Regions from separate parts of the Homo sapiens genome. Here region 1 is linked to region 2. A link is an interaction called in ENCODE POLR2A ChIA-PET data of the cell type or tissue named here. Cell type or tissue: PC-9. All regions are shown on one strand. Links, peaks and the distances in the headings refer to the core of each region. The heading gives the core; the rest is flanking DNA.

Evidence for each region. ChIA-PET counts read pairs that join two places held together with the same protein. Peaks named below come from ENCODE experiments on the same cell type or tissue, not always from the same donor. Only the 100,000 strongest peaks of a DNase experiment are listed, where the experiment ranks them.
Region 1: POLR2A ChIA-PET joins it to region 2 with 11 read pairs; 2 of 35 experiments call an interaction of 5 or more read pairs at or near these places.

What each region holds. Positions count from the first base shown.
Region 1 is chr17:63,245,718-63,251,107 of GRCh38, forward strand. All of the region lies in intron 8 of TANC2 (tetratricopeptide repeat, ankyrin repeat and coiled-coil containing 2), which reads left to right. Among named protein-coding and RNA genes, the nearest start is that of CYB561, 200 kb to the right of the region's middle. In PC-9, for the core only: no CTCF peak of the experiment used is centred there; no DNase peak of the experiment used is centred there.
Region 2 is chr17:62,822,925-62,828,314 of GRCh38, forward strand. All of the region lies in intron 1 of MARCHF10-DT (MARCHF10 divergent transcript), which reads left to right. Among named protein-coding and RNA genes, the nearest start is that of MARCHF10-DT, 17 kb to the left of the region's middle. RefSeq lists an enhancer at 2,221-2,957. In PC-9, for the core only: no CTCF peak of the experiment used is centred there; DNase peaks (open chromatin) are centred at 457 and 2,047; H3K4me3 peaks cover 489 bases; H3K27ac peaks cover 4,416 bases.

The sequences.
Region 1 (5,390 bases), core at 215-5,214, 420 kb after region 2:
TGTAATCCCAGCTACTCGGGAGGCTGAGGCACAGAGAATCCCTTGAACCCGGGAGGTGGAGGTTGCAGTGAGCTGAGATCGTGCCACTGCACTCCAGCCTGGGCAACAAGGCGGGACTCCTTATCAAAAAAAAAAAAAAAAAATTACCTGTGCATGGTAGCGTGCACCTGTAATCCCAGCTGCTCAGGAGACTGAGGCACATGAATTGCTTGAACCTGGGAGGCGGAGGTTGCAGTGAGCCAAGATTGCACCAGTGCACTCCAGCCTGGGATACAGAGTGAGACGCTGTCTCAAAAAAAAAAAAAAAATTATATGTATGTAGGCCTGTTGTCTCTGCAGAAGGATTTTCTCTTTTCTTTGGTATAGAAATAGCAGTCCTAGGAAACATAACAAGATCTTTGTCTGAATTATCTATTTTAGTGTTGCTTAATAAAACCTAATAACTACAACAAATAGATAATTTATTTAAAATGTTTCATTTTATTGAGTATATAAACCTAAGATGAGTACCCAAACTGGCCAGAACTTTTTTTTTTGTTTTTTTTTCTAAAGCAGCAGTCTGTGTGTGGATTTTTAAAAAAATTTTTTTAAAAACAAGTATATTGAGTCTTATTTTATATATTATAAAATTCACCCATTTCAAGTGTACAATTCAGTAATGTTTAGTAAATGTAGCAAGTTGTGTAACCCTCACCATGAATCAGCTTTAGGACATTTTCATTACCTCAGAAAGATTTCTGCATCTATTTAACATTAATCCCATTCCCTCTCCCAGTTCCCAGGCAACCACTAATTGACAGAGTCTATATATTTGTATTTTCTGGAAATGTCACATAAATGGAGTCATATGGTATGTCGTCTCTTGTATCTGGCTTCTTTCACTCAGCATAATGTTTTTGAGGTTTATGACGTATATATATCAGTAGTTTCTTCCTTTTTATTTCAAGTAGGATTCCACTGTATGACTGTACCATATTATGTCTATTCATTTACCATTTGATAGACATTGTTTCCAATTTTGGTCTATTGTGAATAGTGCTGCTGTGAACATTTGTTTGCAAGTGTTTGGGTAGACATATGTTTTCATTTCTCTTGGATAGATAGATACCTAGGAGTAGAATTGCTGAATCTTATGGTAAGCTTATATTTAACTTTTTAAGAAATGCAAAAATGTTTTTCTAAAAGTAGCTGTACTGTTTTGCATTCCCACCGGCAGTGTACAAGGATTCCTGTTTCTCTACATCTCCTTTGTTACTGTCTTACCTTTAGCTGGTGTGAAATGATATCTCATGAGGTTTTAATTTGCATTTTCCTAATGACTGCTAATGTTGAGCTTATTTTGTGTATTGTTATCTATTCATTTATTCTTTAGTGAAATATCTATTCAAACTTTAGCACATTTTCATATTGGGTTATTTTCTTTGGATTTGTACGAACTTGTTGTATATTCTGGATACAAGTCACATCAGACATGTATTTGCAAATACTTCAGTCTGTTGCTTGTCTTTTTGTTTTCTTACTGGTATATTAGGAAATATAAAAATGTCAAATTTTGGTGAGGTCAATTTGTCAATTTTTTTTCTGATAGACCATGTTTTTCATGTCACTTTCCTCTTTATCTTTTTAATAGAAAACATACTGTTTATATCATGTATTATAAAACTGATTTCTTTACGACATTGGGGTTTGTTTTAACTCAAGTATTGGAAAATACTTCCTGAAATACTTAATATTTTTTCCCTCTTGTCCCTCCTCTTCCCCTACTCATGTTAAAAAAAAAATAGAAACAATTACATCATCCTAAATTGTTACATCTGTAGACTAGACCTTAATTGTTACATCTGTAGACTAGACCTTAATTGTGAATGATTTTTTTATTTACCACAATTGTCTTCCCATAATGTTAGTCTTTCTGGCTAGCAGAGTGCTTTAGATTCTTAAGCAGTACTTATCACTCATCCTTAAAGGAAGGGTAAAAGGTAAATATACCATCAGAGATCAGATAGCTCTGTCCTGGAGAACAAGATTATATGCTACTGGAGTAGTACATATTGACTGTGTTGAACAAAATACTTCATCAGAAAATTATTTCTTGTCAGTGTTGAACATAATACAAACAGACCTACTTTGGCCTACAGGGCAAGTCATATGTCAGGGAATAGTTTGTATTAGGTTGTTTTTTGTATCTGGAAACCATGGTTTCAGGATGCTCAGAAAGAGGCAGAAAAGGAAGCTATAAACCAAATGACTCAGTTATTTTCAACACTTAGTAGATTGTAGATTGAAAATTTTTCCAGAACGTAGAGAAATAAAATTACTTTCACAGGGAATTGCCCTGCTAAATGTATAATGTATGTAAATATTTGATAAAACCACAACCTCTGGTAGCTTAAATGATTACGTATCTAAACCATTTTTAAATTAAATTTTCTCGTCTCAGGAGGGTCTGCTCTTTTCATTTAGCTCTAGATACACATACTTTCCTTTCCTTTCTAATGGGTACATAGAAGTGGTTCCCTAAACTGGGGAGACTCCGATGCTAAATCTCTGGTGAACAGGAATAATTGAGGATTTCAAATATGAAGTGAGCTTGAAATAGGAAAAAAAAGTATATTCACACTTATTAAATTGTTCTAAGCATCTGAACGTCAAGGGCAGGATGGGGATGGGAATGATGAATGCCAGTAATAAAAAGCCTTATTCAGATCCAACTTTTAAACTTCTCATCTTTTTTAAACTTAATTTCTGTGTGACTAATATAATTATTTATTTTAGAGACCAAATGATGTTGAATAATAATGTGAAAAATATCATTTGAGTAACTTTTAAAAACCTGGGTTAATAATTGTTTAAATGGTCCTTGCCATGATACAGATTTCTCCCCAATTTGGGAAGAGGATCACCTTCTATTGCCTAAGCTCCTTAGCATCTTTTTAGGACCACATCTTCTGGCATGACCAGGAAATTTTTAGGGGATTATTTAAAATCCTTGAGGCTGCTACTGGATTGAACTGTAATGAATAAAACTATATATATTGTTCCATAATGCCAAGATTCTTGATTTTAAAAAGAACAGAAATGACTTGTGGCTTTTGTGACACTTTTGTGGGGAGAATGGAGTCAGCATGTATGCAAATATTTATGGTGAATTATTTTTAAAAATATTTTTCTAAGCTTTTAACTTACATATGACATAAATGGAAGAAATATATATAGTGAAAATTTTTAAAATCGTGTATTTTATTTACAGTATTAAAATAGAAGTTTGACTAATACGTTGGTCAAATAGATTCAGCTGCATACTTTTAAAAACATAAAGACTCCAACTAGTGAAGTTCATAGTTAAAATAGATAAAACAATTAACACTCCATGTTCCACATATGAGGATAGTACTGTTTGCTGAAAACATGAAAACTTTTAACTCAAATGATAAAGTGATTAAAGTTGAGTTTTGGCAGTCTGCAATATTAAGGCTCGGAATTTTCTGGAGTAGCTCAGTTTTCTGAATATAAACTTAGCTGTTCATACACCTTTAAATTAAAATTCTAAAATATTAAAAAGATTTAACAATGTGTTTTGTTTTCAAAATGTAAATTGCTATTGCATATTTGTTTTTAAGCCTGTGTGTTGGAAGGAAGTAGAAGACTCTTGTGGACTTGTGGTTGCATGGCAGAAATTATCAGAGTAGGCAGTCTACGGTCATCCTTGATGTCCAAAAATGAGATTGGCAGTGAATTAGAGGGATGTGGGAAGCAGGAAATGTTTGCTTGCAACAGCTGTCGTCAGTGCTTTGTGTGAGAATGAGAGGTCTATCAAGGAAACATACAAACAACAGAAGTCAGCTAAAATATAAACTCTGGCCATCTACATGTTAATGCTTGGAGCTTCATGTTTTCCTAAGAAAAGGATCTTAAGAATCAGGTAAATACAGAACGGGAATCTAGGGGGATTTAAGCAAACCCAATCAGAAACTTTTAATAGAGATTTTGCAAAAATCAAAAATGGGCTTTTCAGCAGTCAGAACGTTGGCTTTATGTATCAAGGGTATAAGGACAGCAGAATGGCTTCTTGCCCAGGCAGGAGCAAACATACAGTGTCATTCCAGGTTCCTTGCTCAAGTCAGCTAGAGTGACAATTTTACTACTATAATCTGTTTGCATTAGTGGCAACTGATATAAGAAGAAACAATTCAAACTGTCTTCCAAACTCAGTATAGAGTTATCTCTAAAATGTTGTATACCAAATGTCTGTTAGATTTCTTCTGCCCACTTGTAGTGTATTTAAATTATTTTAACTTCAAAAATGCATGTCAGTTAAATGCTGAGTTGTCCTCAGCTGTTACAACCTGATGAAATCTAAAAAAAAGCTGTTCTTTTTTTCTTTTCCCTGTTCCTTCTCAAAACAAGTCTTTTAAATGACAAACTTTGTGGATTTACTTTTTAAAGCTTTTTCTCTTTACATAAAAATTTTGTTATAGATTTGTTTTTCTGCTTTCTCCATTCATCTGAACTCACCTGATTATGTCTTATACTTGTATCTGGAAAGTGTTAGTTAAATATTATAGTATTTATTTATTTATTTATTTATTTATGAATGAATGAATGAGGCAGGGTCTCACAGTGTTGCCCAGATTGGTCTCGATCCCTGGGCTCAAGCAATCCTCCAACCTAATATCTTCCCAATATAATGTTAATTTAATCTGACAGAACTATCTCAAAAATTTTTGCAGTACAATTGCGTAGTAAGACTAGCGCTATAAGGTAGGAACGTATGTGTCCCTATAGAGCCGTCATTGGTGTTTGTATGAGATGATGATGTACAAGGCATTGTTGCTATAGCCAACTCCTTCAAAATAACCCAGTAAGACAAAAGTTAAGTTGTTGTTTGCTCATTGTTAAATGTAGCTGAAACATGAAATGTGCATATAATAATGGTTATTCGTTCATTAGACAAGTATTTATTGAGCAGGTACTATATGCCAGGCACTGTTCAAAGCACTTAAGTATCATCATTAATAAACAAAACAAAGATTCCCATTCTCATGTAGTTTACATTATTGCTGGGAAAAGTAATGTTAGTAAGTAATGTTACCCAGGCTGGTAATTTATAAGTAATTTATATACTATGCTAGAAGGTGGTGTATGCTATGGAAAAAAGGAAAAGGGGGATCATGAATATCTGAAGGAAGATAATAGAAACGTTGTTGAAGCTAAGCATATTATTTTAGTGATATCTGTTAAGCATTAAGAAAGCAAAACAGTGAGGAGGAGGAGGATCGTGCCAAACGGATTATGAAATCTAAGTAGGACCAGTCTGGAATTTAGTTCTACATTGAGTATCATGTGCAGGGCACTCTGATTTACTCTGAAGTGGTAGAGTAATGAAAGAT
Region 2 (5,390 bases), core at 110-5,109:
TTCTCCCATGGACCATATTTCAGTGTACAAAATTGTCATATTCACAGAAAGTACCACATTTGTTTCCCCAACCATCAGGGTTGTATAGTTACAGTCAGTGCCCTGTGCAGTAAAGACTGGCAATTGGATGTTTTTCAGACCTTCAACTTAGTTCATTATGAGAAGCTGTCTAAAAAAACAAACAAACAAGCGAACAACAAACTACAGTCTTCAATTAAAGGTTCAGAGGCCAGGCACAGAGGCTTATGCCTGTAACCCCAGCACTTTGGGAGGCCAAGGCAGGCAGATCACTTGAAGTCGGGAATTCAAGGCCAGCCTGGCCAACATGGCGACACCCTGTATCTACCAAAAGTACAAAAATTAGCTGGGCATGGGGTGGTGCTCGCCTGTAATTCCAGCTACTTGGAAGGCATGAGAATCACTTGAATCACCCAGGAAGCAGAGCTCACGGTGAGCCGAGATTACACCACTGCACTCCAGCCTGGGTGACAGAGCAAGACTCTGTCTCAAAAAAAAAAAAAAGAGGTTCAGAAAGTGGACACCTTTTAGCACTATCTAATAGAAATATGAGTCATATAAGTAATTTCAAATTTCCTAGGAATAATATTCAGAAAAGTAAAAGGAAATGGGTGAAATTCATTTTAATAACATATTTTACTAAACCCACTAAATTGAAACATTGTCGTTTCAACATGTAATGAATATTTTTTATTTTTAGAATCAGAGCCTCACTCTGTTGCCCAGGCTAGAGTACTGTGATGCAATCATGGCTCAGTCAACCTTGAACTCCTGGGCTCAAGCCATCCTCCCACCTTAGCCTCTTGAATAGTTGGGACTACAGGCCTGTGCACCACCACACCCAGTGATTTATTTTTATTTTTATTTATTGTAGAGATGGGGTCTCGCTAGGTTGCCCAGGCTGGTCTGGGACTCCTAGGATCAAGCAGTCCTCCTGCCTCAGCCTCTGGACTACAGGTGCATGCCACCTTGCTCAGCTAATTAAAACATTTTTTTTTTTTTAATGGAGACAGAGTCTTGCTCTGTCACCCAGGTTGGAGTGCAGTGGCATGATCTTGGCTCACTGCAACCTCTGCCTCCTGGGTTCAAGCAATTCTACCTCAGCCTCCCAAGTAGCTGGGATTACAGGCACCCGCTACCATGCCCGGCTGATTTTTTGTATTTTAGTAGAGACAGAGTTTCACCATGTTGCCCAGGCTGGTCTCGAACTCCTGAGCTTGGGCAATCCACCTGTCCTGGCCTCCCAAAGTGCTAGGATTACAGGCTTGAGCCACCACGCCCGGCCAACACTTTTTTTTTTTTTTTTTGAGACAGAGTCTTGCCACCCAGGCTGGAGTGCAGTGGCACGATCTCAGCTCACTGCAACCTCTACCTCCCAGGCTAAAGCAATTCTCCTGCCTCAGCCTCTCAAGTAGCTGGGATTACAGGTGTGTGCTACCATGCCCAGCTAATTTTTGTACTTTTAGTAGAGATGGTTCCAGCTACTTGGGAGGCTGAGACGGGAGGATAGCTTGAGTCTGAGAGGGTGAGGCTGCAGTGAGCTCTGATTGCGCCACTATACTCCAGCCAGGACAACAGAGTAAAACATTGTCTCAAAAATTAAAAAGAAAAAGAAAGAAAATGAAAAACAATGACCACACCTCTATATGTGTGTGTGTGTGTGTGTGTTTGTGTGTGTGTGTGTGTGTGAGAAATGAATGTTCTTTGCTGGCAATCTGACATACAGGAGAAATTAACAGAGTTAATGGCTATTCTGGCATCTGCTCCCAAGCCACTGAGACCACAGAATTAGAGGATGGGAAGGGACCTTGGAGATCTTGTTAACTGTGTCCTGGACCCTCATTGCAAGGAATCAGATTCAACTGGCCTAGGGAGGGGTCTAAGTATCAACATTTTTAGACGTCCCCTAGGTGATTCTAACGTAGGGGCTGGGCTCTAAATGCAGAAACATCCCTTTTGTTTTATAGGTGAAGAGACAGGGGCTAACTGAGGTCAGTGACTCATCTTACAGCTTGTTAGAGGCAGAGTGAAGCCCGGAATCCGGATATTCTTCTCTACCCAGCTCACACAGAGGACATTTCCATAATACCTTCATCATGGGTCATTCTCTTGCTTAACCCCAGAGTTGCTCTCATTTTGAATTGAGACACATTCCTCCGCTTAACCTAGCTTAGACACAAACTTCAACAAACTTCTCTGAACCCTTACTTGCCAAGAAAATCTTCAGATCAGTGAAAACATTGAAGTGATTCTGGTCCGGGACCATGGCTGTAAATGCCTCCCATTTTAGACCCAACTGGGACCTGACACCCTATACTGAATATAGAGTTTAATTAGAGGGTACAGGGAGGGGCCCCAAAGAAGCAAACACTTGAGTCTGATGAGTCTCATTGATGCACAGCCTAAGCCAGAGTGACCCATTAACAGGGTCTCACACTCAGATATATCTGAGTTCAGAGCAGGTAATGCATGTGAGTAGTGTGGGTTAGGTGGGGGCTCTGGCCCAAGCTCCTCCTAGCTATGCGGGGAGGATGCAATGCAAGTCCAGTCCTTCCAATTTCTCAAAGAAGTCGCAAATTTGGGTTTTTGTTTGTTTTGGTTTTTGTGAAAAACCCTGTTTTGTGAATGTTGGCAACTAGTTTGATTTTTAGAAAAACACTGTAAGAGTCAAATAAAACCCACTCGTGAGCTATATTCTGCTTGTGAGGCTTCAGAATACATCTTTTAGATAAGTCCAAGACTTTTTTTTTTTTCAGATGGTCTCGCTCTGTTGCCCAGGCTGAAGGGCAGTGACACACAGATCACTATAGCCTTGACCTCCTGGGCTCAAGCCATCCTCCCATTTCAGCCTCCCGAGTAGCTGGGATTACAGACATACACCACCAAGGAATATGACTTCATCATATTCAATATCGAGTTTTACTGGTTTCTAAAATGTTGGCCTAATACCATCATGTAGGTTGAGCATCCCTAATCCAAAAATTCAAAATCCGAAACTTTTTTTTTTTTTCTTTTTTTGAGACAGAGTCTTGCTCTGTCGCCCAGGCTGGAGGGCAGTGGCACGATCTCAGTTCACTGCAAGCTCTGCCTCCCAGGTTCACGCCATTCTCCTGCCTCAGCCTCTTCAGTAGCTGGGACTACAGGAGCCCGCCACCACGCCCGGCTAATTTTTTTGTATTTTTAGCAGAGATGAGTTTTCACCGTGTTAGCCAGGATGGTCTTGATCTCCTGGCCTCGTGATCCGCCCGCCTCGGCCTCCCAAAGTGCTGGGATAACAGGCGTGAGCCACCGCGCCCGGCCCAAAATCCGAAACTTTTTGAGCGCCAGCATGACACCACTAGGGGAACGTTCCACACTCGACGTCATGTGATGGGTTCAGTCAAAACATTGTTCCATGAACAGAATCATTAAAAATATTGAATAAAATTACCTTCAGGGTATGTGAATAAGGTGTATATGAAACATAAATGAATTTCGTGTTGAGACTTAATTCTATTCTCAAGATAGCTCATTTTGTATACAGAAATATTCCCAAATCTGAAAAATATCTGAAATTCGAAACACTTCTGATCCCAAGCATTTCAGATAAGGGATACTCAACCTGTCCTTACCTTGCCTTAGACATTGTGAAACTGATGACAGTCAACACTGGTACCAGAAGGAAAAGTAATTCAGAAGTCCCACCTCTGTTCCCCTTTTAAATGTTACTCATTTTCTCACTTTCCACTTTATTATTTATTTTGGGTGAGGCACTTGTGATTTTTTTTTTTTTTTTTTGAGACAGGGTCTCACTCTGTCACCCAGGCTGGAGTACAGTGACACGATCATGGCTCTCTGCAGCCTTGACCTTCCCAGTCAAGCTCAGGTGATCCTCCCACCTCAGCTCCCGAGTAGCTGAGACTGCAGGCATGCACCACCACACCCGGCTAATTTTTGTATTTTTTTTTTTTAAGACAGGGTTTCACCAGGCTGCCCAGGCTGGTTTCGAACTCCTGGGCTCTAGTGATCCACCCACCTCAGCCTCCCAAAGTATAGGCACGATTCCACGACTCCCAGCCATAAATTTTCATAATGAAGTTGAAATTAAAGATTATTACAGTTCATAAGATCCATATAATTTATTTCAAAGTTCTTTTTGAAGTTGTGAGTCAGGCTTACTAGCATCACCATGGGATAGATACTAGTTCTGCTATACACAACTATGTAAGGAAAAATGTTTTCATTCACTGCAAAATGAGACGGAAGCTTACATTGTAGCACTGGGGCAACCTCTTAGCCAATGAAATGATATTGCAAATAAAAAGCAAAATTACTCTTACCCACATTCTTCATTTTAAGAAAACACCCTTGGATAAGTACATAGAGTGAGAGTCCTTGATTTGAACTAATCTAAGGTATTAATAATAACAGGTGAATGCTTAGATAATGATTTAAGAGTTGATGCTAATTTACCCTTTAATTGGAAGTATTTATAAAGCAAACATAAATGTAAGTTATTTGTGAAGCATATAAGAGATGAACAGAAAATATGCATGTCATTTGTATTTTAGTTATTCTCCCTACACATACATAACCTTGATTTTTGCCACAGTTCGTTTTTCTACATGTAAAAAACTTAATTAGATTGTGTGCTTGTGACAATCAGTTTCAAGTATATTTCTGTGAGAAGCTCCACTGTCCCCAAATAACCAGAGGTAGGTAACAGTTTCTGACAAAAGCTTGAGGGAACAGGATTAAATGATAATTACAGCGATTATATTTTATCTAAAACCTTCAAGTCTCTGGAAAGCTGCTTGGTTTCTATTTTGGGCCATGCTGCCCACATATCTTAACGACAGAATTTATGCATAATTTTGCTCTTCCTGTTTTTATCTCTGTTTGGGTGTATTTATTACTTCATATGTGGTGATGCAAGGCTCATTGAAAGGTCCATTTATATCCTGGTTATCTGCATGGGGATCTAGCTGCTTTTCTCTCGCTGTTTCTAGAACTCTCACTGTAACATTCAGATTTGCTGGCACCCAGCCTTTTCCAGCACATATACATTCCGCTCCCTCAGTGACTCTATTTATGGGAGTCTATGTGATTTACTCAAGACTAATAAAGACCGTGTAGAAGGATGGGTCATGGATTTATCCATCCATGGAATTTTAGCGCATTCAGAGGGAGGTTTATCTTCTGTTCTTCCCCCGCTACCCCCCAATTTAATTAAAACAACAAAAAAGGCGTTAGTCCAAATGAGGGACAGTTGGCAGATCTGCGTTATTCAACTGGAGGGACTCCCTAGTTTCTGATGCTTGGAGATGGACAAGTAATTACCTCCTGTCTGTGACTATTTTCTACCAGGCTAAGCCCAATGTTTATTGTAAACT